2 separate regions of the Homo sapiens genome follow, and region 2 is linked to region 1. The links are chromatin loops, found by intact Hi-C in ENCODE. Cell type or tissue: heart left ventricle. All regions are shown on one strand. Each heading gives the region's core, and the rest is flanking DNA. Links, peaks and the distances in the headings are about the cores only. Region 1 overlaps DPYD (dihydropyrimidine dehydrogenase). Region 2 overlaps DPYD (dihydropyrimidine dehydrogenase).

Region 1 (15,589 bases), core at 4,233-9,232:
AGTAAGAGAAATTGTTGACTCAGAGCCAAACCATAGGAATGGCAGTACTCCTGACATGGGGGAAGACCAGAGACAAGGACCTAATGTCATGGTACTCCTCCTTCAATTTCTCTTGGTAACTAGCCTTTACTGTCACTTTCCTGCAAATATAAGCAGTTGATAAAGGGGTGAGGTAGGTCATCTGTTGGTTTAGATTTAGATTTATTAAATTCTAGTCAAAGAACCCAATGTATAAAACAGCTATTTTGGGGGAAATTGCCAAGGTATTCTTGTGGCCAACTGTATGTCAAGTAATTCACATGAGTATATGAGAAAAATACATGTGCTATGTATGTTGCTACATAATTTCACAATTATCTATTAAATCAAGCAAGTTAATTGTATCACTCAACTTATCTACGTATTTACTGTTTTCAATCTGACTGATCAGTCAAAATCTAACAGATACCTATTAAAATTTCCCATTGTTGTGTTTTTATTTTCTTTTATTTTTTGAGATAGGGTCTCACTCTGTTGCTCAAGCTGGAGTGCAGTGGCGTGCTCACAGCTCACTGCAGCCTCAACTTCCTGGGCTGAAGGGATCCTCCCACCTCAGCCTCCCGAAAGTAGCTGGGACCACAGGCACACATCACAACACCTAGCTAATTTATTCTTACTTTTTTTGTGGAGACAGAGTCTCCCTATGTTGCCCAGGCTGGTCTTGAACTCCTGGGCTAAAGTGGCCCTCCTACCTTGGCCTCCCAAAGTGCAGAGCCACCATGCCTGGCCATCGTTGTGTTTTTATATCATTTCCCACTTTTTCCCTATATGTCTTTTCTTGTTTGATATATAGTTTATGCATATAGCTTTGAGAATTATTCCTGTAATCATTATATCACTAATTATCTTTATTAGTGCTTTTGACCTGAGTTTTCATTGTTTTCTTAACATTAATATTTCCATTCCTGCATTCTTTTTTTCTTTTCTCTATTTTCATAATTCATTCCATTAACATATATAGTGGTAAATGACCTATTTACTTATTATTATAATATTTTGTGTTTACTGTTTATTTACTTTGTTGGGTGTTTTTCCTTTTTTAAAAGTCTCTTAATTTGGAAATTGCATTCTTCTGCTATTCACAATAATATGTGAAACAATATTTCTCGCTTAGTATATCCAGTTCAGTAATGACAATGATCACACTAAGACAGCCTACTTGCCCATTTTACTCCTGAATCTCTACTCCCTGTACCTTTTTAGAGACTTTTAAACTCCTTTCTACCTTACTTCCTCTTCCTTCTTTTCTCCACAATTTTTGGATTTTTCTGAGTAGCTGAAAGCTCTTTGTTACGGGTTTTAATTAAACACACACACAAACATAAATTTTAAGAACACTGTCTTATAATTTCTATTCTGTCTTAGTTATAGAATTATCATCACATAAACTAAAACAAGTTAACACTGTTTATTCACTGTATTAACACTGCATTGTGCTTTGCTCTTCTTGTAAAGAAGAGATTTGCTTCTGGTAGAAATTTTATGAGATTGGGAGTACTTCCTTGAGTATTTTCTTCAGATAAGATATCAGTACATGGGTGGCATATTTTCTGAATTCTTGATTGTTGAAAACCATTGTGCCTTTTTTCTTAACATTTGATTATTATATTGATTGGCTGGTATAAAGATTCTTGGGCGACAGTCATTTTCTTTTAATAACATAGTCGCATAATCTTTCTTTTGTAAGAAAACTATTTTTTGTTCTGAGTAGAAGAAAGAATTTTTTTCATTAGCATTGGAGGTCAGACATTTTCCCTGATTATGTCTAGGTGTGTGGCTTTTTGTAAAATTAATCCTGTCTGAGTCTTAGTGAGCCCATTCAGTCAAAAGGCACAAGCCTTTCTTCAACAGAATTTTTATTCTGTTATTTCCATGATTATGACTTCTATTTGATAGAAGCTGAAGTTTTCCCCATCTGGAACTACTTCTCTTTGCATGTTATGTCACCTAGATCTTCCTCTAAATCACTTATTTTATCACTAATTTCCTTCTTTGTCCCTTTATTTTGGTCATCCAGACAGTTAATTCAGGTCTCAGCAGTAGCTACTCTCTTTTTTTTTTACCTCCTCTCTTTGATTTTAGAACTGTGAAAATCATTATTGTTAGTTCAAGTAATTATTATTTTTATTTTCTAATTGTATCTCTTTGAGAATACTCATTACATTGAAACTAACATTCTCCTCTGTCTCATTCATTAGCTCTTCCTTAATAGTAGCTACCTGTTCAAGCTTGACCTCCCTCCCACAAGTTTAAGAGTACATGAAATAGGTAGCAATTTTTCTTTGACTTCCTTGTAATGTAGATTTTGCCACACAAGAACAGGCCAGGTTTGAGGTTTTCTTGAGCACTGGTAAACTGGAGGTTTGTGGGTGCAATGGCAATTTTGTCTGGTGAGCTAGTGATTACACCCTAGCATACCAGAACCTCTTCACTGGGACAGGTATAAGACCAGGACCTAAGACTCTCTAGGTCCAAGGGGGACAAAGTTCCTTCTAAAATATAAAAACTTGTAGCATTTTGTCCTACCTATTGCATCACCCCTACCCTCCCAGGACTGCCTACCAGCCGCATGAGGCAACCTCCTGAAGGACTGTGTGAGACCTTGGCAGACGTGCTCTTCTTTGGATGATCGAAGCTCCACCGGCATATGTGGCTGGGCAGTCTCCAGTGGCCAAGGAATCTGCTATATATTAGCTTCAGACCTGTTGGGACCTCTGTTCTTCTCCCTTCCCCAAGATAAATGAATCCTCACACTTGCTCTCTTCTCCAGGAAACTCAAGGCTTCAGTGGTACTACTTGGCTTATTTAAGTGTTGACTTACCCTGGCATCTTCCCATCTTCCTAGAATCCATTTTCACAGTTTTAAATATTGCCACCAAGTGTAAAGGTTTTACCGTATACAATTTTTTTTATTTTCACCTTTATTTTGCTTAGATTATCTCTAATGAATCTAATTTTCCCAATGTCTCAGTAAAAATAGCTGTGGGGTTAAAGTGGCAGGTGAAAATAATGACACCATAATGTCTTGATACTTCATGTATAAAACTCTGTAACAAATAGACTGTATAATAACAGACACATTTAGCAAACAGGAATGGAGGAACCACTACATTTAGAAAAGGAGAAGGAGAGAATCAAGGTGTAAGTTGTCAATGGTACTAAGTACAGAGCCCATTCTGCCTGGGAGATTTAGTGGCAACTCACTTCCCATGAAATAAAGCAAGTTCTTTGTGTAGCCAGACTGAGTGCCACAGCTTCAGGTCCTCTTGCCGGGGAATAACCCTTGCCCAGTATTGGCACAGTCATAAATGTTAACATAGTTAAATGGTACTCAACTGTTAAGCAATCCCATGCCATTCTGCCAGACTTAAAGTGTCTCTGGAAATACAGCTTTTTAAAAATTCCACTCAGATCTGTATTGCTTTCATTTGAGACAATCTCCTAACTGGAAACCAATTCCAAAAAAAAAAAAAAAAAATGTGTTAAGTCATGAGCCTTCAACTTAGCCCTGGTAGTTTCTTAGCAAAAGGCCTAGGAGGTCAGCCATCAGCTAAGATCTCGTTTGAAGGTGTTCTGTCTTAGAACAGTGGAAATCAGAGGGCTGTCTTAGGAGGCCTAGGTGAATGAGATGTGTTACACTACAGAGGTGAGCCAGCATGTGGTGGTCAGGGCAGAAGGATGGAGAGTGGGAAATTAGTAGCTTTCGTTTGGACAGGAAGCATAACACGAGGTATTTGATAGAGTCCTGAGGAATTCTGCTTCCTCCCAGCTCTGACTCACCTGGGAATATTTGTTTCTGCTCGGCATTGTACTTTAAGCTCAGTATCAGATAGAAGAACTTCTCCTTTCGGAGACAAACTTCCCTACTCATATGCTTAATCTGAGCCTCATCAACTTCTTAAAAATCTTACTCTCTGTTCAGCTTTTACATTTTTCATTTCTGCCTCTTCATGGTCCATTCCCATTCTCCTACATGCATGATAAAAATTGCTTTGATTCTGCCACCCTCTCAATACACTTGTCTATTTTTCATCATTCCTTCCTTTCTGGTCATTCAGAAAATTCTTTGCTTCCACTCTCCAAACTCTTTCTGTCTGTGCTTTCTCCTACTCTGCTCAAAACACTATCAGAAGTGTCACCAGTCACGTTTTCACAATCATCTCCCTTTTCATGTACTGCACAGAATTTGACCTTATTTATAACTTCTCCTTGAAACCTCTTTAACATTGTATTTTTCCATTCAATCCCATCTCTGTGACCACTTCAGTTTCTACCCTCTGCTGTTCCATTTTCACCTTGTTCCTAAGTCAGAAGTAGAACTCAGCTTTCCTAGCTCCTGATTCACATCTCTTTCCTTGATATGATTTGTTTGTTTGTTTTGAGATGGAGTTTTGCTCTTGTCACCCAGGCTGGAATACAGTGGTGCAATCTCAGCTCACTGTAACCTCTGCTTCCTGGGTTCAAGCAATTCTCCTGCCTCAGCCTTCTGAGTAGCTGGGACTACAGGTACACGCCACCGTGCCAGGCTAATTTTTTGTATTTTTAGTAGAGACAGAGTTTTGCCTTGTTGGCCAGGCTGGTCTTGGACTCCTGACCTCAGGTGATCTGCCCACCTCGGCCTCCCAAAGTGCTGGAACCACAGGCATGAGCCATCACACCCAGCCTTCTTTCCTTGATATGATTTAAATATGTTAGTACATCCATTCATTCTACAAACACTTATTGAGAACCTAGTAGGTATCGACACCTCAGGTTTGATGCCTGGTGGTTTTACTAGACTTAGTTCTTTAAATCATCTTTGCAGTTATGTTTTAAAAACTGCTGTAAAACTTTCAAAATTGATTTGGGCTCATTGATACTGCATTTACCTGTTCTGGGTCAGGCTTTGAATAGCCTACCAGGTGTAATTCAAGAGGCACTCCATAAAGGCTTACTTGCTCAAATGTATCTCTTCTATTATTGTGCCATGGTGTTTGAATTATGCACTATTATTGAGTCATTCTGTGAGGTGGAGACACTGTCACATTGTTGCTTTTTTGGAGCTTTCTTTTAAAATATGAATATTCTTTATAAGGAAAAACTATTAAGCTGTTTATAACTTCATGACTAAAATATGAAACCAGTCACCTCAAAGAGAGACTTGAAGAGATAGAGAAAGACACGAAGGACAAGGATACGAAACACTGGGCAAAGGAAAATGCCCATGAGAGTCAAAGGGAGAAGGAGGTCTGGGTAGCCTTGAAACACTGGGATGGAGGGGGAGGAACAGAAGGACAAAAAATATGAAAGAGTAAATTGACTCTGTTGTCTTTGCTTTCAAAAGGCAGGTGGACTTCTTTGAAGTAAAGCAGCAACTGTACTATTTTCTTTTCCCATATGTTATTTTAAAATGCAAGAAATTTAGAGTTATTTTGATACCTATCTGTTGAATTGGCTGAGTGGAAAAGGTAATGCAGAGGGCTATGGGGACCCAACTAAGTTAGAGAGAGCTGTGGTAAATGGAACTCTTTGAGTTTTGACATCTTTACAAATAATGCCTGATGATTATGTATTCAGTTGTTTTAAGGAAAAATATATAGTGATTCCCATGGAGAAACACAGCATTATCATATCTAAATAGATTCCACCTTCACACCCTGTTTTAAAAAATTTCTAAGGAAGGTGATATGAGCTCAAAGTTCTCCTGCAATCATTTCTGAATATTGGAATCTGTGAAGCTCTTTTAAACAGTTACATGGACTGCCTTTTTCCTGAGATTCTTCAGGAATTCTGGATCCCAGGCATCGTGTGTGTGTGTGTGTGTGTGTGTGTGTGTGTGTGTGTGTGTGTGTACTTAACTCCATAAATGATTGTGATGCATAGCCAGCGTGAAGAACAACTAAGCCAGGAATTTGATGAGCTTAGTTTGATTAGATAAACTGCAGCCATGGAAAGAAGAGGGGAGGCTCTGCTTCCCTGTTAGGAAACATCTTCTAATTAAATTTAGGAAGCAGCCTCTACAAAAGCTGACAGCAAAGTTTTCTATGCAGGCTGCAAAGGAAAGCATGATGAAAAACACAGGAAATATTTTCTCTAGAAGTTTGTCACAGTGACAGGCATTCTGTCGTTTTTTAAAAACCTACTCTTTGGGTCTGTTCCCCACTGCCCCAACACACACAGAACCTCCGTGGTAACACACTTACACACAGTGCTTTTCCCAATATGCACCGGGCTCTCTTGTTCCCTACAGCACCTTTGTTCATTCTTAGGTGGCGGCACAAATTCCCCTCTAATGTCTGCCTCATCAAGTCTATTTGTTCTCCAAGGACAAATTTAAATAGTTCTGCTGAGCACTGATATCCAAAATGACTTCTCTTCTCTAAATTCTACTGTAGTTTGTGACACTGATCTTATAATTATAATTTATTGAGCTCCTACTATGTGGTCAGCACCAGTCATACAGCTGCTATTCAACAGAGCCAGGAAAGCAGAGGCTTAGTTGATCCAAAGCCAACATTCTTTTCATTGCTTTGCAAGTTGCAGTCCCTACTCTATACCACCTTCTATTAATACTTTGATTACTCGGACTTTGTCTTTGCTCCTAGCCTGAAAGCGACTTATGGTCACAGACCACGCAATATGCATGTTACAAATCCCGTAATTCTGCTATTGTTTTGTTTGTTTGTTTTTTAATGTAGACAGATGAGTTGAACAATGACCATGCAGCAGGAATTAGCAAGAGCAGGGGTTATAACTTCAACCATACCCCATGCTAGCACTTGTACATCTGGAGCAGTTGCAGTTCCTCTAGCATCTTAAGTCTTAAGTTTTTAGGCATTTTACTGTCAAATTTAAAATAACTTGCAAGAAAACTCTGCATCTTCAAAAAAGTAGAGTTCCATAATAAGCTAAGTAAGCCAAATTTTTGCAATTACTGAAAAATTAACAAGAAATTATTGGGGAAAAGTAAATCTACTAGTGCTGAGACTTAGATATTCATGAGGGATATGTCCCAAGACCTTCTCAAATCCCCAAGTATCATTATAATATATAATTTTCCTCATAAAATGCAGTAAAGTGTAACTGAAATATTTAAATGATCCCTGTAGACCCCTAATGAGTCTATAGAAACAGAACTAAAGTCGTTTATAATGCTATTAACGTAAATTCTGAATTGAGCACTGGCTAAAACATTTTCAAATATCACTTTTTCTTGTTTCCATATAGAGCATATGGTATGCTCATTTTTGTCTGAGTCACCATCAAATTTATCCAGAACTTCTCTTTTTTGGCTAGGACCCATCAACTTTCAAAAACTGTACTTAAAAATTCAGCTGGGTGCGGTGGCTCATGCCTGTAATCCCAGCACTTTGGGAGGCCGAGGCGGGTGGATCACGAGGTCAGGAGATCAAGACCATCCTGGCTAACATGGTGAAACCCCATCTCTACTAAAATACAAAAAAATTAGCCAGGCGTGGTGGCAGGCACCTGTAATCCCGGCTACTCGGGAGGCTGAGGCAGGAGAATGGCTTGAACCTGGGAGGCGGAGATTGCAGTGAGCTGAGATCTTGCCATTGCACTCCAGCCTGTACGACAGTGTGAGACTCCATCTCAAAAAAAAAAAAAAAAAAAAATCCTAAGACTTAGCAATTGGGGCCGGGCATGGTGGCTCACACCTGTAATCCCAGCACTTTGGGAGGCCGAGAAGGGCGGATCACAAGGTCAGGAGATCAAGACCATCCTGGCCAACATGGTGAAACTCCATCTCTAGAACTAGCTCAGAGACTACAGGAATAGACCGAATGTGCATCATTATAAAGAAGCAGCTCTGACTACAGACCACCACTTGCAGAGCTGGGCAAGAAGGGTGTATTACTCTGGACAGTAGATCTAGGCCCAGAAATACCAAATATTAAAATACAAAAAATTAGCCAGGCATGGTGGTGCATGCCTATAGTCCCAGCTACTTGGGAGCCTGAGACAGGGTAATCGCTTGAAAACCAGGGAGGCGGAGGTTGCAGTGAGCAGATCATGGCACTGCACTCCAGCCTGGTGGCAGAGCAAGACTCTGTCTGAAAAAAAAAAAAAAAAGAATTAGCAGTTGGCTTTCTTTGGGGGTCTTTTAAATAAAACTTCACAAAATTAAACTACTAAGTTAAAAAAAGAGTTGAGACTACAGTGTAGGGGCTAGCTGGAAAAGCTCTTGAAAGTTCAACTCATTCTTAGCCATGTGAGTCATTCACATACCCTCACTGCATGATTCAAGTTTCTTACAGAATTACATATTAATATGTTCTTTACAACCATTCACAAATAGTTGAAACAGCAAATGTTTAGTCTATGACTCTCAGAGATTTAGATTATTTAATTTCAGCCTCTTTTGTGTTTTTCAATGTATCCATCAACAATAATAAAGAATTTACTTACTTGACTATGCATTTTGTTCATTTTTCCAGAGTTTGTGATTTACATTACTATTCATACTATGTCAGGAATCAAAAAAGTGCAATATCTTTTCTATTACATGACAAGGCACCACTATCGTTTTGTTGGTAACTATCTTGAATTGTATTCATGCCCAAGCATGAAGACAGAGTACTTGGCTTGGAGCAGATGAAGATGCTTCTAGGACACAAAACTCAACGAAATCATCAAGCCTTCAAACTCAGAATTCCTAGTTCAATAATTTGCCTATAGTAATGCTATTCCTAGTTCTACTTTAATATTACTACCATCCTTATTATATTGCTAAAAATACATATATGCGTGTGTGTTTAATAAAAATTGAATGCATGTGTGAGAAACTTGAAATAACTCTGTTTTATACATGTACATTTTTATTTAGCTCTTTTAAATTTTCCAAAAACAATCTGGCCCATTTAAAGTAGTTAAATTGTAAAACAGAAGCAGAACTAGCTCAGAGACTACAGGAATAGACAGGATGTGTGCCTCATTGTAGAGAAGCAGCTCAGACTTCAGATTACCACTTGCAGAGCTGGACAAGAAGGGTGTATGACTCTGGACAGTAGATCTAGGCTCAGAAATACCAACGGAATTCTCAGTGTTCCTAGGCACACAATTAGAAGATAACAATGATCAACTAATAGCATCTCAGATGGAATTCATAGGACCTGGATATGTAAACCTTGAATACGAGAGAAATAAAGCATTCTTTCTTCTAAGGTAAAAGTTTCTGGATAATAGATAAAACAGTGATGAGAATATCCCGTTAATACTCCCATTAGATCTGTATTTCTCAGAATTTTTCATCCTGACCTGAACATATATAGCTTCCAAGTGGAATTTTAAAGTTATTTTCTTAATAAAATCACAAGCATTCTTTATATTATCCTGTATCCATGTCTGAACAACAACAAAAACACTATTCTTTATTCTTAAGCTGCCCTACACAAATGGCATCATCATATAATTTGTAGCAAAAGCTAAATGTTATAATACTTCAGAGGAGTTATTAATAATTTAATTTATTAGCTCTAGTCTTCTTTAGTCTTTCTTTCCTCCTTCTTTGCTTTTCTCCTTTGTGAAGAAAATCTCATTACCTACCCATAACCCATATGAACATGAGTGCAAACATTTGCAGTTTCAACTATTGGTGAATGGACTCGTATAAAATATACCAATACACAATTTTGGCAGGGGGGTTGTTTGTTTGAGACAGGGTCTTGCTCTGTCATCCAGGATGTAGTACAGTCGCACAGCCATAGCTTACTGTAACCTCGAACTCTCCTGGGCTCAAGCGAGCCTCCTGCCGCATCCTCCCAAGTAGCTAGGACTACAGTCACACACCACCACGCCTGACTAACTTTTTAATTTCCTCTTTTTCTGTAGAGAAGAGGTCTTTGTTACGTAGGCTGGCTCTGAACTCCTGGCCTCAAGCGATCCTCCTGTCTTGACCTCCTAAAACACTGGAATTACAGGCATGAGCCACCACACCCATCCTCAATATATAGGTTTGCAAAAAATTTGAGTCATGAGGCTGGTGTGAGCTAGTGACTTGGCTAAGAGTTATCCTAACTCTTAGAAGCTTTCTCACACCTGTATCTCAGTTTCCTCTTACTGTGTTATATAGAACTGGATCATGTAGACAGGCAATGATCATATGAAATATGTCAGCATTACATTTGCTTTGCAGTTGCGTTTTATTTTTAAAAAGTTTTATCTAAGTAATGAATATTTAGTCAAGAATTAATATTCAGTCAACAAAGATATCTACTGTGTCTTTCATGTACCAATATTATGATTGTCCCTGTGGATGATATTGCATGATGAAAAAATACATGATCTCTAACTTTGAGCAACTCAAAATCTGTGAGCAAAGACAAAATTTAAGTTCATGAAATTAAAATAATTTAAAGGCAACTATAAAAGCAAATGGATAATTTGTGTAGTTATAGAATATACGGAGTTAACTGTGACTTTCCCAAAAGGTTATCCAAGGTAATTCATCCCCAGTGTACCACACCCTTACAGCCACTCTCTACCCCCTCATCCCTTGCCCTGTTGTATATTTTTAAATCACCTACTTGAAATTATATTACTTATTTATTTTGTTCTTATCATATTTTCCACTAGAATGAAAACTTCATGAGAAAAGTAGCTTTGTCTTATTACTGTCGAGCTCTGGCAGATAGAGTAGCAGTTGAATACATATTTGTGGAGTGAATGAATTAATGAGTATCATCAAATAAGGATTATTACAGACTGGTTATATAACATGCAGCCCACTACTAGGCAAATAAGATAATTATGGCTGATGATACCCTACTGTTTACCATTCACATACTTTAGTTATTATGCAAGTTTGGATATTAATTAAACAACAGTTATAACAATGAACCACAACAAGGAGTGATATAAAAGAGAATGAACTTATCATCTTTTCAATTTTCAATTTTTTAGGGCTGCTTTTGAGCTCATCCTGATTTCTTTTAAAGCCAGGAAAATCAGTATTTATTTTTATTGATTCACTTTATATTGTGTCAGGGCAAAATACAGGAAATTTAATGTCCAAACAGTTGTTCACTATCTAATTAGGAATTAAGAAATATAAGTAAAATGTTTCTTGTATATTAGGATTATATACATATATACATAATAACGAAAGTTGTAGTCAAGTTAGGACTTGAATTTTTTTTGAGATGGAAATACATTGCATATTTTGGTGTTCTAGAAGTGACCAGAAATAACATAGAAATAAGATATCAAAATATTTCCATTCTTTGTAAATTTTAACCTTCATCAAAAGTCACAAACATGGTAAAAATGACCTGATAGTCATTCTTTTGTGAATCTGTGTTCAAACATAGGGTAAGACATTTATCTAGTGTGCCATTCATGCATGGGGTCTCAAAATTATTTCTTTCCTTTTTTTTTTTTTTAAGATGGAGTTTCACTCTGTCGCCCAGGCTGGAGTGCAGTGGCACAGTCTCGGCTCACTGTAACCTCCACCTCCTGGGTTCAAGAGATTCTCTTGCATCAGCTTCCCGAGTGCCTAGAATTAAAGGCACACACCACCATGCCCAGCTAATTTTGTTTTTTTAATTTTTAGTAGATACCGGGTTTTGCCATGTTGGCCAGGCTGGTCTCGAACTCCTGACCTCAGGTGATCCGCCCACCTGGGCCTCCCAAATTGCTGAGATTACAGGCGTAAACCACTGCGCCCAGCCTCAAAATTATTTCTTACCCTTACCCATTAGTAGCCACAGAGTGCTCATCAAACATCACTTTAATACAGGATTAAATACTGAAAATAAAGAATGTTAGCAGTGTACATTTGTAATGCTGATTACATCCCAAAGAGACATATACTTTATTTTGAATATGCTTGTAATATAAATGGCTGTTCCCACTCTAATACGGATAATTCAAAGTTAGTGACATCACCACAAAAATGAATTTATGCAGTATTCAAATTGGTAGCATTTCCACATCCTGAAATATCTTTTTGTAATGCTCATTTCTATTCATGAAATCTTAACAAAATTCAGATTTACTATTATTCTTCTTTTCCTTCTTGTTTAATAGGTGCTTTAGGCTTAAGTTCATCCTACCAAATTGTCCAAAAATCTAGGAAGTAATATTCAGAAGTTGTTTCTCACTCACCTTGGAAAATATTTTCTCTAATCAAACTTTAAACAAATTATTAGCTTTAATTAAATGTGAAATAAAACAAAAGCATACAATAAAAAGCCCTTTGGTGTAAAGAGCTGATACAAATAAGTCCAACTTGAATATTCACAACTTTTCTGTAATAATTGATTGCAACATAATCACAGTAAAATTTCAGCATACTTTAAGTACATTTATTTGTATAAAAGTAAATATATAACTCTGAAATGATTAACAAAATACTACTTAAGTATACTTTGTAAAAGTAAACCTATATTTTATGTAATCTGACCATTTTTCCCTTTTCTAGTAGGATATAGTTCTGTTATCTTTTCTAACTAATGTGTCTTTTGGATACCTATAACACTATTGATACTTTTCAAATAATTTTATCATAGTATCCAGTTATATAACAAGTAGTATTCATTTATTCATCTGTTAAGTACATTTCTATTAAGCAAAAATCTGAGTAAAATCTGAAGGAAAAGTAAATGAGTAAATTCACTCAAGGGCAGGAGCAAGTGTGTGTGATATGAATGGGATGGATATTGTGGATGGAGGAAACAACATTAATAAACTCTGGCCTGGGAGTTAAACATAAGTAGACTAATATGACTTTCCTAACATACTATATAGTGACTGGTTTTCGCTGCATGCCATGATTTATATGTATTATATAGGCTATTGTCTCTTTCTTAATTATTTAGAAATAACCATGTCTATAATATAGTAGCATTACTGTTTTATTTCTTAAGAGGCATCTCTATGGTGTATAAGGTTTAGGCAATTCTATTATGAATAACATAGGCTCAGATTATACATTGTGGACAAATCGAATTATGCATGTGCTATCTGAGAGGAGATCTGTATGTGAGCAAGACATAGAAGCCCTGTATACTCTACTCTCTCTCAGAGGACAGAGGAGATTTGAAGACCAATTGTGGATGGGTATCGTGCATCAACTGAAATACCCACTTATATCTCCTTCATCAGTTGCCCTTGTGTTAACATACAGCATCAAAGTTCCTGCTTGTGCCAGGCCCAGAGCTATGGATTACCCAGTTCTTCTAAGAAGTTATATCTTCTAAATGCCTATTGTTATGTATTTGCTTTTTGTAATATCAGTTTTGCCTATGAACACAGCACGTAGCATCAAAAGCAAGGCAATGTATGAGCACCACCTATTAGAAGAGATTTAGTGCCATGTTATTTATAACAAAACCTGGAAATAATCTCAACATCCAAAAATTGAGAAATAAATAATTAAGTAAAATAGGGTGTATCTATATGATTTATAAATTATTATATGAAATATATGACTGTTAAAATAGTATTTTTAAAGAAGCTTAGTGACATAGGGAATGCACCTTATATAAAAATGAAGGATATATAACTAAAAATGATAAGCATTAAATTTTGAGTACAGTGTATTTACTCAATAAAGGAGTAAAATTTTCTTACTCAAAGGAAATAGACCTTTTTAATTTTATTTCTATTTAGTTGTTTCATTATGAGTAATTTTAGTTTTTTCTTCTTTATTCAAGTTGGTATTTGCTTCCACAATAATTAAGAACTTTTTTTATAATCAGGAAAATAACATTTGAAAAATATAATGTAGGAATATTGAATGAATTATGGTAAATAGTTGTTTCTTTTCTCATTCAAGGTAAGACAAGTAGATATGATTTTAATCTGTAGCAGGATAAGAAAGATATTCATTGGAATTTGATGATTATAAATATTATGAGAAGCAGAGTCTACTGTATCTGTTGCTAGGGATAATTTGAAAGAAAATAAGAAAGCTGGAATGATTTAAGCACCGTAAAGCTAATAGGTGAGAGGACTTGGAAAATCATTAACTGTGGTATATATGTTAGTTTTAATATTGTCTGGGAACTTCTTCAGGTCCTATTTAGGCCTGTGATCTCAATTATGTGTTTAATAAGCAAAGTTCATTTTTGGTGTCTCAGACAGTTGCTGGTTTCACATTGTAAGAATTCAGGATGTTGTTTAAACCACAATTGATTTATTTTAAAATGTCTTATAATCTCTTTATCTTTACATACACTTATTGCCTTGTAACATAACAGATGATCTCTTTCATCATGTCATTAGTTCTAATTGTGAGAACTGTAAAATGATAATTAATTGCTATATTTGTTTTATACGTATTTTATGTAAAACACAGTTATAGACTCTGATAGTTCAGATTAATTTATTGTTAGTTTTCTTTGACTATATGTTTGCAAATATTAATTTCTTAACCCCTTGCAATCTGCCTTCCATCTTATTAGGTGTCTATAACTACATTCCCATAAGTTGCCAATAACTGTGAGTGGTATATTCTATTACTTACATTTCAGTCTTCATTCTACCTAATTTCTCTGCAGTATTTTACCTCAATAATTTCATCCACATCTTTTTTAGGGGAAGTGGTCTTCTCATTTATATTTTTCCTGGTTGTTCTCCTCTCTCTCTGACCATTATAAGGATTCTGCACCTTAGTATTAATGATCCCAAAGCTTAAGCCCTTTTCCTTCCATCTTCTCATCCATTCACAAGACATCAACCACCATCTACTAATTAGAGTTTAATTTGAGAGTTATGCCAATGACTCTCAAATCTATGTTTCCAAAACTCCTTTCTGAGATCCAGATTTCTATTAACTCTCAACCAGATTCTTTCAGGTAGATGTCCCATAGAGACCTCAAACTCAATGTATCTGAAATTCATTCACCCTTCCCCAGCCCTTGCCAAAACCTGCTTCTCTTGTGTTTCCTAACTTGATTGAATACATTACTATCCTCCAGCAATTGAAATCTGCAAAATTTTAAATTTTCATTCCCCAACTCTGATTTGTCCTTATCTTGAAACTTTTTAACATTCATCTTTAAAATAACATCCTAGTCCACTTGAAATTATTGATTTTCACTGACATTGTTTCACATTAGCCATACCTTCTCTTTCTGATTGGTCTCCTGCTTGGACTCTTATACTCTCACCCCATAGACATATATAAGAGTTATGTTTCTAAAACATGGATTAAACATATGGCCTTCCATGTTTTCTTATTGCCTAAAGGATAAGGCACAAAATCTTTCAAAAATTGACCCTAAACTCTAGCTGAACCATGTGGACATGTCTCCTCCCTGCTTCCTTCATATGCACTAGTTTCCTTCCCATTTCATATGATACCATGCATTCCTATGCTTTTGAACCTTTTCTTAAGTATTTTTTAGTCATACATTTTTCCATAGGCTCTACTCCAGCCAGTGATTTTGTGAATCCCTCAAGATTCCAAACTACAATCACCTTCACTGTTGTCTCCTCACATCTCTCTCATACACACACACTCTAGAAGTTAATAAAAAGTAATCACTCCACTGCTAAGTTTTCATTCACTTCATAAACACTTCAAGTAGAGCAGATTGTTTTGGATCAT
Region 2 (15,589 bases), core at 5,572-10,571, 170 kb before region 1:
ATGTATGATGTTTCAGTGTGCCATGTGCTAAGAGTAAGTGTTTTTATTAAATCATTCCAATAATCCTGCAAAGAAGCATTATTACCATGATCATTTAACAAAGGTAAATTTACAGTTTTGAGTGCCAGTCGAAGATTTTGACGTAAACTATTTGGGACCTATTTGGTTTCAGAAAAAAGAACAAACCCCCGTAATGCATGAGAACACTACCCACTTTCCAAATTAAATGTCTCCCTGCAGCTTATGATTTCCTGAATTTTCCAGTCTTCCTGTGAGGTAGAAATTAGGCAAGCAGCATTCCTGCTGCTATACTGAAAACTATAGAGAAGAAAAGACAGGGACTTATTAGTTCCCTTTCCTAAAATCGCCTAAACAGTAGTGAAATTACTGGAAATTGAATTTAGGCCTCCTGACTTGCCGTTGCCCATATCTCTGAGCACTAAAGGTATTTTCATAACTTAAGTACAAAGAGACTGGATTGGACCAGGGAGAAAAATTCTAAAATTATTCCCTTTTGTATTTGAATCTCAGTATGTTTTAAATACAGTTGTTTGTTGATTTAATTGATTTTATTTCTGCTAGTACTCTTCATACTGCCTTTGAAATTAAAAGGCCATATTATATGAATTCAGTTCACTGCTCACTGACTTTTTGCCAGTTTTTTTCATTGTAAACAGACTGTTGTAATCTATATTAATTCGGATGCTGTGTTGAAGTGATTTTTTTGGTAAAATATTATATGGACAATTTAGATGTAATATGAAACCAAGTATTGGTTTGTATTTTGCAGTCACAATATGGAGCTTCCGTTTCTGCCAAGCCTGAACTACCCCTCTTTTACACTCCTATTGATCTGGTGGACATTAGTGTAGAAATGGCCGGATTGAAGTTTATAAATCCTTTTGGTCTTGCTAGCGCAACTCCAGCCACCAGCACATCAATGATTCGAAGAGCTTTTGAAGCTGGATGGGGTTTTGCCCTCACCAAAACTTTCTCTCTTGATAAGGTAAGAAAATATTATTGAAGTCATATAGAAATGTCTATCATATATTTTAATTAAGGTATAAACATTATAATGGATTTTTTTTACTAAGAAATACTACTTATTAAACTATTTGACAAGACCTATCATTACACATTAATCTTTAGTTTCTTTCCTTCCTTTCTGTCCCATGGAAGAAGGGGCAGGCATATATTGCTCATTTAGTATTGTCTAGGAAGCAACAAAGATATAAATATTATGAAAGTGACTTTTTCATTTAATAATCTCAAACTCTTATTTTTGTATTATTAATTGTTTCATTATTTTTGGATGCCTCAGCTCAAAGATAGGGACACAATTGATTTGGTTTGCACAAAATTCTGGAATTCAATTTATGTTGAAAAGAATCTCAGTGTAACTTATTGGTATTGGTGATAAGATAGATTCTTTATAAATTTGGAATACAGAAACCTTTCTCAAAAACAAATACCCTGAGTTTCATTTAACATTATGACTTTGTACTTAACCAGAAGTGGACATCTTATACTTAGTAGGAAATAAACTACGTATTAAAGTTGAGATTGAGTCTTTAAAGTACACAAAGCATATAAATGCATGTTTTCAAAGTAAGATGCTTTATACAAGAGGATTGCATCCTTATATGGTTTTGAATTAGAAAAGAACAACAGACTTTAACATTTTTAGACCATTTATTGATAAATTACAAATGCTAAACCTCTCAATGTATTTAATACTAACTGGTAGTTAGTAATAATTAATGTATATGAATGTGTGAATTTAGTGACTAAGAAAAGAGTATCATTATTTGAATCAGCTTTATCCTTAGGCAAAGAAAATAATAGAGAACAAACATGCCCCATTAAGCACATTCTCTCTTTTTCCTCTTACTAGGATCAATAGCTGGCATTATTATGGCTAAAACATTAAGGCTGTCTTACTCTGACAGCTTTACAAGATGCAATGTGTAAGTGTGGTCAGGAAAATCTAGAGAATTCTCAAAAGTCAGAAAAAAAAACAGTGCAGGAAAAAAATCCTTCGTAAAGATTTTTTATATTTAAAGAGAAGTTATTTTTTCAAATAGATCAACTGAATATTTTATTAAACAAAGTGTGAAGCGTAACAGAATATACTAGATTCAGCTTTAGAATACCATGAATCAATTGTTTATAACCTTGTAGAATATTGATAGTATATTTGTCTTTGTTTCAATTGATTCGTTAAGAATTACTGAGAAGCTGTAATCAAATGTTTAATCTATTGGAGAAAACTGAGTCTCAGATAGCATATACTGACTATATTAGTTATGCTATTAAAAAACATATATGTAAACCGAAATAGGTGGCTAATTGGGCACAGGTGAAGAATTATAGCTGAAAAAAAGAGGTGTTTGCTGCTTTGAATTTGATGTTTTCTTCGCTTGCAATAATTGAATTCTGATTAATCAGAGACATCAGTCTTTACACTGTTGGTGACATGCATTGATTTGTGATGCTGTGTCTTTCAGTAACCTAGGAGCACTTGCCTTTATTAGGATCACCAGCAGAAATAAATGTGGAAGCTAACTTCCTTCTAAACCTCCAATTTGAATTTAATCTATCAATTTAGAAGTGTGTGATGCTGGTTCAAAAGGGGAGTTATGAACAAATGGAAATTAAATTTGGCACATGAAATGTAACCATGCGGGGTTTTTTGGAAACCCTATTTTACTTACTTTGATGGTGGGTACAACAAAATATTGTGCAGACTATTTTAAACATATTTCTGCAAATTGCAATGACAAAAATAATGAAGCCACCTTGGGCTTATGTAATGCCATTTTCAAAAAAGATTATTTTCCATACGTGATTTTGCAGAGTAGTCCGTTTGCCTCATAGAGGTCTACTTTTTTTGTTTCCTTATCTGGTTCCTAATTAGTGATTAAATTTGTGAATATATAATTACATCGTATGTGCTTATTTCTTATTTCTATGCTTTCCTATTGATGAAATGTTGGTAGTATACAACTCAGTAGTATGAACATACTTATTTCCCCACAGCCTTTTACTAAAGACGTCTATTAAAATATTACATGTACTATACATTTCGGTGACATTATAGTATACCAATTTAGATTAGCCTTATTATAATTTATTATGGCAATTGAAGAATCTATTTAAAATGAATTAAAATTCAGAATCTTGACATTTGAAATTTGGATGCTCTTAATATGACAAAGGTTATTCTATGGGGTTTTGTTATCATATGAAATATTAATATTTCACAATACAATTTTGATGAAGTACAATTTGCCAAGCTTGCATATGATAAAGAAATTAAATGCTTACCAAGGGAGTTCGGTGAAAATTAGAGCCCTGACTGAACATCTGCTAGAAATTTTATTATCCTGTCCTACTGACAGTGTGGCTCCCTCGTTGTTTTTCTGGATTGACAGCTGAATATTGCACTGATTTCTGCAGCAAATATGTTTGCGTGAACTTTGTTTCCCTTTTTTTATTTTTTTGGGAGTTTGGAACATGCTTTTGATTTTCATCCTGTATATATATATATATTTTATACTCTTGACATTTGTAGATGCCAGATTGAGGTCTAATATGCTGTAGCACCGATAGACCATTGACTTACAGTGAAATGCCAGTTGATATCTCAGTAAACAGAAATATTATTATTCTTTACTGTGCAGTCTATATAAAAGCTGTATGTGCTTTCTTTAGAAAGGCAAATGATCATATTTTTAATGTCAAATATGAAAAGATCTGTTTGCTTTTGTGTTAAATAACATCAAAAATGGCTTTTATTAACTATATTCTTCCTCTTCAAATCTGTCTTTCCAAGAATGTTTCAAAATAACAAGGTTGCTTTTCTTGAGATTCTATTTATGTTTTATAAAGATAGTAAAGTCATATTTAAAATATAGTTATGAAATCATTTTTCTATACAAATGTATATCGGCTCCAAGTTTAAATTTTGAAAGGTGGGAGAGAAATCGATCTGTCAAGCTTGATTAAAGCTAAATTATCATGACAAAACAGAGAAGTGATCTGTTTAAGAGGGAATATTAGAAATGGTTTGGACTTCACATAAAATAACCCCTTGACCTGTGTTCACATTATATTGATAGGAAGTAGATAAAAACATTTTGTTTTCATTAATTTTGTCCATAAATTTTGTTCTCTTGGAGAGCTACATATTATATACTGCAAATCTGTAACATGAAACTGCAAGTTGCATAGCTTTATTACTGCACAGATAAATAAACTAAGAAGTATTTATTTCTATCCTAAATCAAATCTAAACCCAAGCAACAGTTCACTTCACTTGTAAGCCCTTTCTATACATAGATTAACTTGTGATTAACTTTAATTATGAAAATATCTCAAATGAATAGATTTTGTTTTAATAAGTATCAAATTAGGTAAATAAGTATCCATGTAATAGGTCTCTCTTATAAAATGCTAAGAAGTAAAGACTGAAAATATTTAAGCCTCTTTTTTTGGCATCAAAGTATTTATGTAGCTGTTTCTGTAAAACACAACCTTATACCCCATAGCACAAAGCTTAATGTATAGGAGAGGCTTGATAAATGTTTCATAAATATTCGCTGGATAAATGAATACATAGATTTTTTTGGCAAGAGCATATCGAGTTTATTTTTTTCCCAGTATATGAACAGACAGTTAACACATAAAAGAATTGAATGTTTTGAGTATTGATCTCAATCGAAGGAGAAAAGGCCAATTAAAAAATTTTCATATTCTATGTTGCTTTTCTATAGTGCATCTATACGTGTCTAAAAATGAAAATGTCAGTGAAATTTCTGAATGTATAGATTGTGGTTTAAGACTTAGATTGTTGTATAAGCCTTTAAAATGCAGAGAATTTTTGAGAAAACAGGGCAAGTATCACACAATATTAAGAAGATACGTAAAAATCGGCTGGCCTAACTTCTAACTGCATGTATTGGTAGTCCTGAGAGAAGAAATGTAACCTGTTCTTGAATGCTTTTAGTGACAAGGAATATACTACATCTTTAAGGCAATATAACCTGTATGACTGTAGAAAGATCTGTTTTAGAAATATGTTCCTTTTATTGACCCCATATCACCCTTCTCATAAATTTCATCCATGTTTTATATATAGTTCTGCCCTCTGATACATCATGGAATAAATAAGAGTAATATTAATATAAATGAATTATTTAAAATAAAATGTTGTTGTTGTTGTTTTCCACAAGTAAATAAATACGTTAGAAAAAAATCTAACAAATATGGAGAAGCAGTGTAGTGTGGGGAAAGGTACTTTGGCCTGGGAGGCCCTGGTCTTAATCCAAAGCTGCTTCTAAATCACTGTCTTGGACATGTGTAATATTATAGGTCATTGTTATAGTTGTTATCATTATTCACATTATTAGATACCCTATATTCAGTGCTTAGGATGTATAGACTAAATGTTTTTGTAAATTATTTCATTTAATCCTCACAATCTGTTTATAAGATAGATAGTATTGTTTTCAGATGAAATAATAGTCTGAGAAAGTTAAATAAATTGTCCAGGACTTAAGACAACAGTTATCTATTTGACTATAGTCATGTGGGTTGGCAATTTGGGCTCAGCACGCATGATCAGTTCTCCTACTTCACAGGGTGTCAGCTGGCCTCAATCATGCATTTACAGTTGGTTGTTTGGATCCCTGGGGATCAAGATGTTCCACTAATGTGTCTGGAGCCTCATGTGGGGCATATAGCAATCATGTGGGATTGCTATAATTGCGGAGATGGCTGAGCTTTTCTCTCTATCTCTTCATAATCTCTCTTGCCTCACAATGTCTTATCAAGGTGGCTGGTTTAGGTTTGATAAGGCTACTTCACAAGGCTAGTAGTGTTCTAGGAGGACAAGAGTGGAAGCTGAAAGATCTCTTGACACAAAGACTCCAAAGTCTACACAGTGTTACTTCCGTATTTTATTCAAAGCATGTTACAAAGTCAATGTATGTTCATGAAGTAGGTAAATACCATCCACTTATTGATAAAAAGAAGTGCAAAACCACATTACAAAGGGACATGCATAGAAGTAGGGAAGGATTATTGCAGCCATCTTTGCAAACAGTCCTAACTTGCCCTCTGATTAGAGCAATTCACATCCCTCCCAAATGTAAACTGCATCCACTCCTTTCCAAGACACCCAAAATATCATCTAATCATGGCATTAGGCTCAAGGTTCATTATCTTATGATCTTCATCAAGTCCAAATGCCTATGAGATTATTTGGTTTTAGTTTCTTTTTACTGAGGATTCTGTGATATAGAAAGACATGTTTTCTATCTTCCATATACCCAACACAAAACGATACAGTCAAGAGAACCACAGTAGATAAAATCTCCTTTAGAAACTGGAGAAATGGAAGGCACATAGCAATCACTTGTCCATAGCAATTTTGAAATTCAGTTTGGCACATATTTTCAGGGCCTCTTGCTCCAGGGATGGAGAATCAGGGTCCATTTATGCTCCTTGGTAAGGATGTCCTAATACATTTTTCCTATCTACTGTTGGCTCTGCCTTCTGGGCTACTGATTATCTCTGGGCTACTGGTTTTCTCCTCTGAGTTTTTTTTTTTTTGTTGTTGTTTGTTTGTTTGTTTTGTAAATGGCTAATGATGGCCCCTGTTGACAGCTGAGTAGTTTTGTCAGCCTGTTCCTGCCCAAATAAAGTTATAGCACCCTATTCCTCTCTTTGTTTTGAATTGTTTCTTTTAATCCTAACTCATGGTGATATCATCATAAAACTCTGTTAACATAATTTTGAATCTATTAAGGACTAAATTGATGCCCAAAGTCACATCCATAATTCTTTTTAAACAGATTTCTTTTATTTTTGGATATGCCTTGCTGTTGTGGTACAATGTCTTTAGGAATGTTAGAAGCCCTGAGAGAATCTACTAGGACCTGCCTTAGGTCTTTCTAAAGTCTTAACAAACTGTCTTACTGCAATATTCTTGAGATGATCTTTAAGGTACTTTATTTTGAGAACCTTTTTTCCATCTAGGAGAGAACAAATATAAAGAATAGTTTATTTTCTGACCCAGTGTGTCCTAGGTCCCTTGGATTCTGTCTGTTTTGCATGGCAAATTTAAATATAGCCTTATTTAGCTCTTTTCTCTCTTTTAGTACCTTATCACACTTGGGTAGAAACACTCAACTGAACACGTTCAGTGTTCTTTCTAGAGATGTATTATGTTCACTTTCTGTTTTCCAAATTATCACTGCTGACATTCTTGCCAATTGTTCTGTCACCACATAATACAGGCCACTTTTCCAACCCTCCAATAACAATTTTCATACCATATTTTAAACCTCTACAACAGTTTGTTCACCATTCTTCCAGCCTTTACTAAGATCTTACTCTTGGTTTTTCAAGGCTCTGCCTGCCTCACAATGCCAAAGCCAGGGCCACATGTTTTATATTTTGTTATGCTAGCAAACATAACCTATTTCAGCATCACGTACCTATTGCTGCATATCAGACAACCTTACCAAAAGCAGCAACACGTTTTCTGCTCTTGTTTCGACAGTTTGGCAGTATGGCCAAGGCTCAGCTGGGTTGACTTGCCTTTGCTTCACATGATATTAGTTCTTCTCACTCATGGATTTGCAATCAGTTGACAGACTGTTTGGTGGCTGGCTGATGGCCGGTCCTGGATGATTTCATTCACATGCCTGGGTCCTCAGCTGACGTGATTAGGCCTGTATCTCCGTATGGTCTTATCTTCAAAGAGACTACACTGGACTTGTTCACAAGTTGTCAGTGCTACAAAAAAGGCAGGAGGAGAAGTTGCAAATCCTCTTGATGCCAAGGCTCGGAAGTTGCACAATATAATTTTCATTGTGTTCCATTCTTTAGGGCACATCACAAGACCAGATCAGGTTGTAACAGCATGGAAATGGCCCCTCCCATCAAAACACTGAAATCCACCACGTCAGGATTTGAACCAAGGTCTATTTGATACAAATCCCTGCAATTTCCACTATATCATGCTTTTACATAATGTATCCTCTCTGGACCATATTACTTTATGTCTAAAATGAAGGCAGTTTGACTGCACTCATGTCTTCAGAGACTTAGAGTTCAGCCTGAGCATTTACACTGAGGACTTTCTACCCACTGCTTCGTATAGAGTGGCACCTATGCTTGTCTTTCTATTGAGAAATAAAAGTTGCACAGAAATTTTATATTTCTATGTGCAATTTCAGAGAGAATACAAGAGAGCATTTTGATTTAACAGCTTCTGTGAATCTGCTGTCATCAGAAGCCAATTTTTTGCCAGCCACACTGGCCCCCTTTCTAGTTCTCCAACATGGCAACTTCCTCCCTGTCTTAGGACCATTTTGCTTGGTGTTTGATCTGCCTGGAATGCTCTTCTCTCAGATATTTATATGACTGGCTCTTTTTTCTTAATCAGTTCTCAGATCAAAAGTTACCTCCTCAGAGAAGCTCTTGTTAACCATTCAAAACCCAGGCTCTCCATCCCACATTACATTGGTTGTTTTTTTCTTCACTGCACTTATCACCATATGAAATTGCCATGCTCTTGGACATCTATTTCTGTTTTAGCCACTTGAAGTAAGCTCTGTAAGTAGAGAGATATTGTCTTTCTTGCTCACTACAGCATGCCCAGTGCCAAGAACAATGTCTGGCAGATAGAAAGGACGCAATACATACTTGTTAGATGAATGAATAATTATAGTATTCTAATTTGAACCACAATTCCACATGACAGCTCTTCAGTTACTTGGAGACAGCTCTCATGTCCTATCCATAAGCCTTTTCTTTTTCCTTTCTAAATAGTTCTGTTTTTCTTTTCATAATAAGGTTTGCAGACTTTTTACCATGTAGGTTGTCTGTTCTCCCATGTGGATTCCAAGAAACTTGTTTCAATCCACATTATCTTAATTGAGAGGAAGTTGCTCCTGCGTTTGCACAAATTGCACAAATTGCCAGCACCTATCAACGAGATGAGAACTGAGGAATAACATTGTCAGGACTGTAAATGCTAAAGATAATATTTAAAGTTGAAAATTTCACAAACATGTCATGTAATAATATTTTAGAGCCTGGGTAATTCTCTATGGATTACAATACAAAACATCACAATTTATTTTTGAAACTCATTTTGGAAACCTTGTTAGAAATAAAGATCTGGATTTTTTAAAAAGATTAAATAAAACTGATTTACTTATTTATTATTAAGAGTTTATCTATTACCTCATCATGAAAGTCTATGAAACAATAAATTAACAATAGTCCAGTGCATTATTTTTGCTGCTATAGTTCTAGCTTCCAATTTTGTATATGATTATTTTCTATTTATTGCATAGTATTGTTTTCCTGATAATATACATTAACTAGGAGTTATAATTGTTTAAATAAATTCAATGTAAGCTTTTTATCTGGGAGACTTTTAACATGCTGAAAACTGAGATGACTTCTGTATACTAATAGTTTATCACCTAGCTAGGTTCTTATAACTTAGACGTATTTTATTGAAATTCATAAAATCAACTCATCCTCCAATTATAAAGAATTAGTTTATTAAATGGCTACAGTTCACATATAGTACTCCTATGGGACATTTCATCCAAGTGTTCACTTCAAGACTATTTAGCAAGCTCTTCTATGACGTAACCCTCATTTCTTCATCAACAAAAGAACCTGTATGTGTGCTTGCACACTCGTGTGTACACATTCAATATTGAAGCTAAATCTTGCAAGTTAGAATCTAATGAATACACCACTGTCTATCCTTAAAGTTTTAAATCAGTCTCTGTTCGCAATCATACCATGTTTGCCAGACTTAGTCTGTTAAGTAAAAAATATAGATTAAGATGCTTTCAAACACAATTTAATGCATGTATTTCGAATATTAAGTAAAAATCTTTTAATTATAGCCAAAGTAATATTTTTAACCATGAAGCAGACTAATCAATTTTCCAATATAATTACATCTTCACCACTTTCCCATTTCAGGCTGTGATTTCACACCTGTTAATTAGTTAATCATTTTGGTAGAGTGGACAAAGTGAAACTCAAATAGACTTTTTAATAATATAAATTGACGTGTACAATTTTGATCTGGGTTAGCTGGTAGATGAATCTAACTTGTAATGGAAAGTACCTCTTATTCAGTTTCCTTTTTTAAAAAAAGCAAGTGGTGTCAAGGTTAATGGAAAATTCTCATAATTATGGTTAATGGAAATTTCCTTAAAGTACAGTCCTGCTGTTTGAGAAACTGATTTTACCCTTATTCTGTCTCACATAATTCTTCTGTGAATTTTAAATTTAACCAGTTAAAAATCTCCATATTTTGGGTATGTTTAGATGATACAATCTTTGGTTGAAATTAGTTGGATTGAATTCCATAATATTCTCCTTGCCTTTGTATTTTCTTTATTGCTTTTTAATAAGATTCTAGTAACTACTATGTAATGATATTCTTTATACTCATTTTAAATACTTTATACCATGATTACCTTACTGTCAGATTTTTATTAAAGGCATACCTACATTGGCTATTTTGTTACAAGACTGACTCTGTTTTAGTAAAATTACAGTTCGCTGTATGCTCCTTTTTCCTAAAGGACTAGCAATGTGCTTAATGTTCAAGTACCACTATTTCTGAAATGAGGTGTCATGAGAAATAAAGTGTCACTAACTCAAGGAAGTTACTGGTGTGTTAGTTAAATATTCACTCAAACTGCCCTATCACACACCAATTACCTTTTCTTACCCCACTGCCTCATCTGCTTCTTTCACTTCAGCTAAGCCCATTGCCCTTTTCATCCTGCCCTGCTTTCCTCATTTGCATGTTTTTCTACAATATCTCATGTGTCTGAAACAGTTTCTCACTTCTATCCTGCCAAATTTACCCTCTATTTATGTGAAAAATTAGCTTAAAATGTCATTAAAGAAAGTACCATTTTTAGGTATCTGGGCAAGATTTGATGTATTTTGAGAGCTCTTATAATGTCCTTTTATATATACTATTTTTCGAGTGTGTGTTTGTGTGTGTGTATATGTGTGTAATGTATGGTATTCACTTTAGACAACTTAAACTGTAGTTCAGAAAATATATACACCAAAAGATGTAAGATGACTTAAGGCCACAGGAATTCTTAGACTAAAATGTTACTTAATACTAAAATGTTACTTAATATGCAATATTTTATTTTTTAAATTATTTTATAATTTTAATTTTTTAATAATTTTTTATTTTCAATATTTTATTTTTTTATTTTCTTCACATTTGAACTGTCTTTATTCTAGGGAGAAGGGATAGCACACGGATAGTCACGGTCATGAGAGAACCGAGCATATGTAAGATGCAGCATAATGTCTCATGAAATGTTATAAGTAGCTGTAGAGATAGTGAGAAAGGCCTGTGGGGTTAGGAATTTAAATGTTGTTGTATAAACAGGGAACCTGTTGTTAAGAGGTTTAAGCAAAGAAATTACATAATTCAATTTGGAAGAGACTGTTAATCATAATACAACTACTGTTTATCATTTCAACAATAACTTTCACTTCTCTCCTCATACAAACTCTCTTTTCTGACAAAACTGGTTTTATCACCAGGTTTATGTTTGCATCGTCTATACCTTAATTTTACCATTCTTTATCGGTAAGGAGACATTTATTGTTCTTCAAATATTAAAAGGCCAATGACCACCCAAGTCCCCTGGAGCTACATTAATCAATGGTTATCTTCTCTCCATTGTCTGAGCTCTTATAGAATTTTACTCAATGGACACAAGAGGGAATGGATTCCTTTTAAACTCCACCCCACCCCCCGGCCCCTTTCCTGAATGGAAGCCTTTGGAGATCAGATCTCGTGACCACCAGGCCCTGCAAAGGGAACCTGCTGACTGACTACCTCCCTCCTCTTATCAACCAGTTTTATTTTGCAATGTAATACATTGTTCAGCAATATAATGAATTTTAAATTGATAAATATTATTACCTCTTGAAGAGTATTTTCACTTTCATGGCTAAATATAATTTTGTACAGCTATAATATTCCTCTTTAGGAGACATACTTTTGTTTAGACTAACGTTTATCTAATGGGTACCTCCAAGCATTCTTCAAAAATACTTCCCATCACTTGGGAACTCTTCCCTATGGTGCTTTTGAATCTTTGGTCATAGCTTGCTCTCTAGGAAACTCCTAGGAAGCTATTGAGTAACTTAGCTTTTCTCTGCTGCAACACATTTGCCTTTCCAAGGGACCATATTGAACAGAGCTTAAGGTGACTTCACATTACTTATTTAAATATGGGTCCCTTAATTGGTCCACAGGAAAATCTTACATTTCCTTTCCCCTGACAAATTCTAGGAATATAGGCTAGTTGCTGTACAGTTGCATCTCTTTTAGCTCATCTTTTAGCAACAGACAACTCACACCTTTTCGATATATCAAGCAGAGTGGGACACTGTATACGGTGCACCAACCTCCAAAAAAGAAAATAAAACTGCGGGGAACACATATAAAGTGCTCTGAAGGGTCCCTTTTAAAAGCTGTCTCTCAGGATTTGGGATGACAGTGGGACTCATATAATCCCAGAAGCATGCTCCAAAGAAACCATGTCATAATCTCCAACATCCATCCCTAACTTTTTGTTAACATTTTGTTTCCATATTGGAGTGAAGGGTGTAAGAGTTCCCTAAGCAGATTTTTGTTATCTACTTGAACATTTCTGTAAGGGAAAAATTTATTTTTGTGATTTATCTCAATGCCCCTTAAGGTCTCAGCCAAAATGTATATTTTAATATTCTGTTGCATTAATAATATCCATATTGAATTTTACTTATGGACATTTAGTATATGAAAATGCATTATTTAAAAACCCTTACATTTCATACAACTATTTGCATATAGAGATTTTTTTTTCTGGATTTTGTCAGTAACATTTAATTTTTTTAATATGGCAGCAGGTTTTAGTTCAGATCTTCCAAGAAACCGTTGCCAAGATGTGATTAAACATGCATGGATTTGATTAGGTGAAATAATTGTGGGAGACAATATGGAGGGTGTTGAGGAGGACTGGGAGAGCCATAAGACAGCAATAGAAGTCAAGCCATACATTGGGGAGAGAAGAAAGAAAGGTTGAGTAGGAGCATCATAGAGTGCCTTGCAGACTGAGAAAGCTTCGACAAAGCCATCTAGAGTCTTCATGTCTCTCAGGAAGGGGCCTGCTTAGTATCTCTGCCCTGCTCAGTCATTGGCTAAGCCACAGGAAGCATGGCTGCAGTGAAAATCCAGGAGTGGATTCATTCACAGCACAGCAGCTGGGGTCCTTGCTCAGTTATACTCCTGATAGTTGGAGTTACGTGAGATTGCCACAAAGATATTTGGATCTTTTACAATACTCAGCATAAGGTAGGCAGCCACTTAGTATATGGCTTTTAAATGGGGGGAATAAACAAACATTGGTGTGATTTTTGGACATCTCCTGTTGATCAATATAAAGAGAAATATTGTATAGACAACAGAGATCCACAGGTAAATAAAATGTATACAAATATTATCTTATTAAGTATTATAATATGAAAAGAGAAAAACAAGCTTGCATGCAGAAGGCTAGAGAGGCACAATATACTCTTAAGTTTTAAATTATGGTTTTCATAGTGAATCATACTAGTTATTATTGAAACGTTACAGTTGTCTCCCTTTGTTTTGAGAAAAGTGTTGAGGGTTACCTCTTCTGTAAGTAATTTGACTGTTAATAAATTAGTTAACTTATCTAAACTTCCACATGTTGAATTACAAAATAGACCATAATACCTGCTCTGCCTTTTTACAGTATTCTAGTGAGGCTTAGATTGAATTTTTTTTAAATAAATATATTAAAATGATTCGTAACATGTAAAATACCCTGTCAATAAAAGTTATAATTCTTATTACCATAATCTGTATGCCAGACTAAAACATTAATAGTTATGTGATCAGTTATTAAAGGGTAGAAAGTCACTTCCCATCTCCACTGGTACCACCCACATCACAGCCCCCATCATTTCTCACAGAATAGTATACCAGCTTCCTAAAAGAGTCTTGCTGCTTCTACTCTTATCCTAAATTCCGGCCTCCACACCACCGTCAGAGTGGACTTTGACATCTTAAATCAGATCGTGGCTGTTTGCTTAAAACATTTCAATGGCTTCTCTTAGCCCTTAAAATAAAATCCAGAATCTTTGTACAAATCATGTCAGCAAACAGCTCCTGCCTGTCTCTCGGTCCTCATCTCATTCTACTTTACCTGGTACCAATAAGGCCACAATGGACTTCTCTAGATTCCTCCAACCTGTGGCCTTTCAATAACTGTTCTTGCTGGTAATTTTCAGGCCCTTACATTCAAAAAGAAGAAAAAGAAAATTGCTGCTAATGGCAAAGTTTAGATAATGCAGAAATAATTATGTTGTCATAGTGGTTTTATACTTATGGAAGTTTATCAGGTGTTAGAAAATGTATGTGGCAGTTAACCAATTAAACTATGAAGGAGTGGTCACAAATTCTTTCCTCCTGTTCTTTTTGGTTAACAGAAGATCTTATGACTTTTAAATCATTCAATAAAATTTATCCTCTTCTGTAATATTTCTGAAAGAAAAGCGATAAAGGATCATTCTTTGTTACAGTTGTTGGGATCTCATTAGTTACAAGTCATGAAATCTCGAGATAATGGAAAATATTTTATATAGGTCAGAAATTGCATTACAAAGAGCAGTGGGTATTATATGACATATACATGACCTCAGAGGAATACATTTGTAAACATGCTTTTCTATGTAAAATTAATGTGTTAATTTAAATGTTAAAATCATGTAACTCATGTAAAGTGTTAATGTAAACATTAAAATGCTGAGGTGTGATTTCTTCGTAGCTGACTCAAAGAAAACTAAAAAACGCTTCCCTACCCCAGAGCACTTTTTATCAGTGTTTGTAGGATTTGTGTCTACAACTGCTATTAACATGAGTAAGATTTCTTTTTTTGAGACAGGGTCTCATACTGTCATCCAGGCTGGAGTGTAGATTCACTGTATCCTTGAACTCCTGAGCTCAAGTGATCCTCCTGTCTCAGCCTCCCAAGTAGCTAGGACTATAGGCGTGCACTACCACACCTGGCTAATGTGTTTCTGTTTGGTTTTGTTTTTAAAGACAGGGTGTTGTTATGTTGCCCAGGCTGGTCTCAAACTTCTGGGCTCAAGTGATCCTCCTGTGCTGGCCTTCCAAAGTTCTGGGATTATAGGTGTGCGTCACTGCACCAGGCCACATTAATTGGATTTAATTGAGTAGATCTCTGATACACTGATTGAAAATTTACTCAAGTTACTATAGGCAGAGCCAATCGGGGGTATAATTCATAGTAAATTTAAAGTGTTTTACATTAAAACATGAAATAGAACATATTAAGAAGTTGGCTCTATAACCATTTTGAAGCAGATATTAAAGTAGTTTTAATGTTAGACTTCTGGTATTAAATAAAAGACAAGTTTATAAACAGTTCAGTAATTGGACAGGCTCCATATTGATTTTTTCCTTTGTTAT

The links. Hi-C counts contacts between places; a loop is a spot of excess contacts. Peaks named below come from ENCODE experiments on the same cell type or tissue, not always from the same donor. Only the 100,000 strongest peaks of a DNase experiment are listed, where the experiment ranks them.
Region 2: a loop joins it to region 1, with 2.2 times the contacts of the local background. A loop is called at or near these places in 1 of 110 quality-filtered maps.

What each region holds. Positions count from the first base shown.
Region 1 is chr1:97,325,581-97,341,169 of GRCh38, reverse strand. All of the region lies in intron 16 of DPYD (dihydropyrimidine dehydrogenase), which reads left to right. It overlaps LOC105378867 (a long non-coding RNA gene), which reads right to left and starts at 3,511. Exons shown (of 4, transcript XR_007066237.1): 1 at 1-3,511. In heart left ventricle, for the core only: no CTCF peak of the experiment used is centred there; no DNase peak of the experiment used is centred there.
Region 2 is chr1:97,501,143-97,516,731 of GRCh38, reverse strand. DPYD (dihydropyrimidine dehydrogenase) reads left to right here. Exons shown (of 23, transcript NM_000110.4): 13 at 791-1,006. It overlaps LOC124904225 (a long non-coding RNA gene), which reads right to left. Exons shown (of 3, transcript XR_007066238.1): 2 at 8,883-8,997; 3 at 7,729-7,803. Among named protein-coding and RNA genes, the nearest start is that of DPYD-AS2, 290 kb to the left of the region's middle. In heart left ventricle, for the core only: no CTCF peak of the experiment used is centred there; a DNase peak (open chromatin) is centred at 7,681.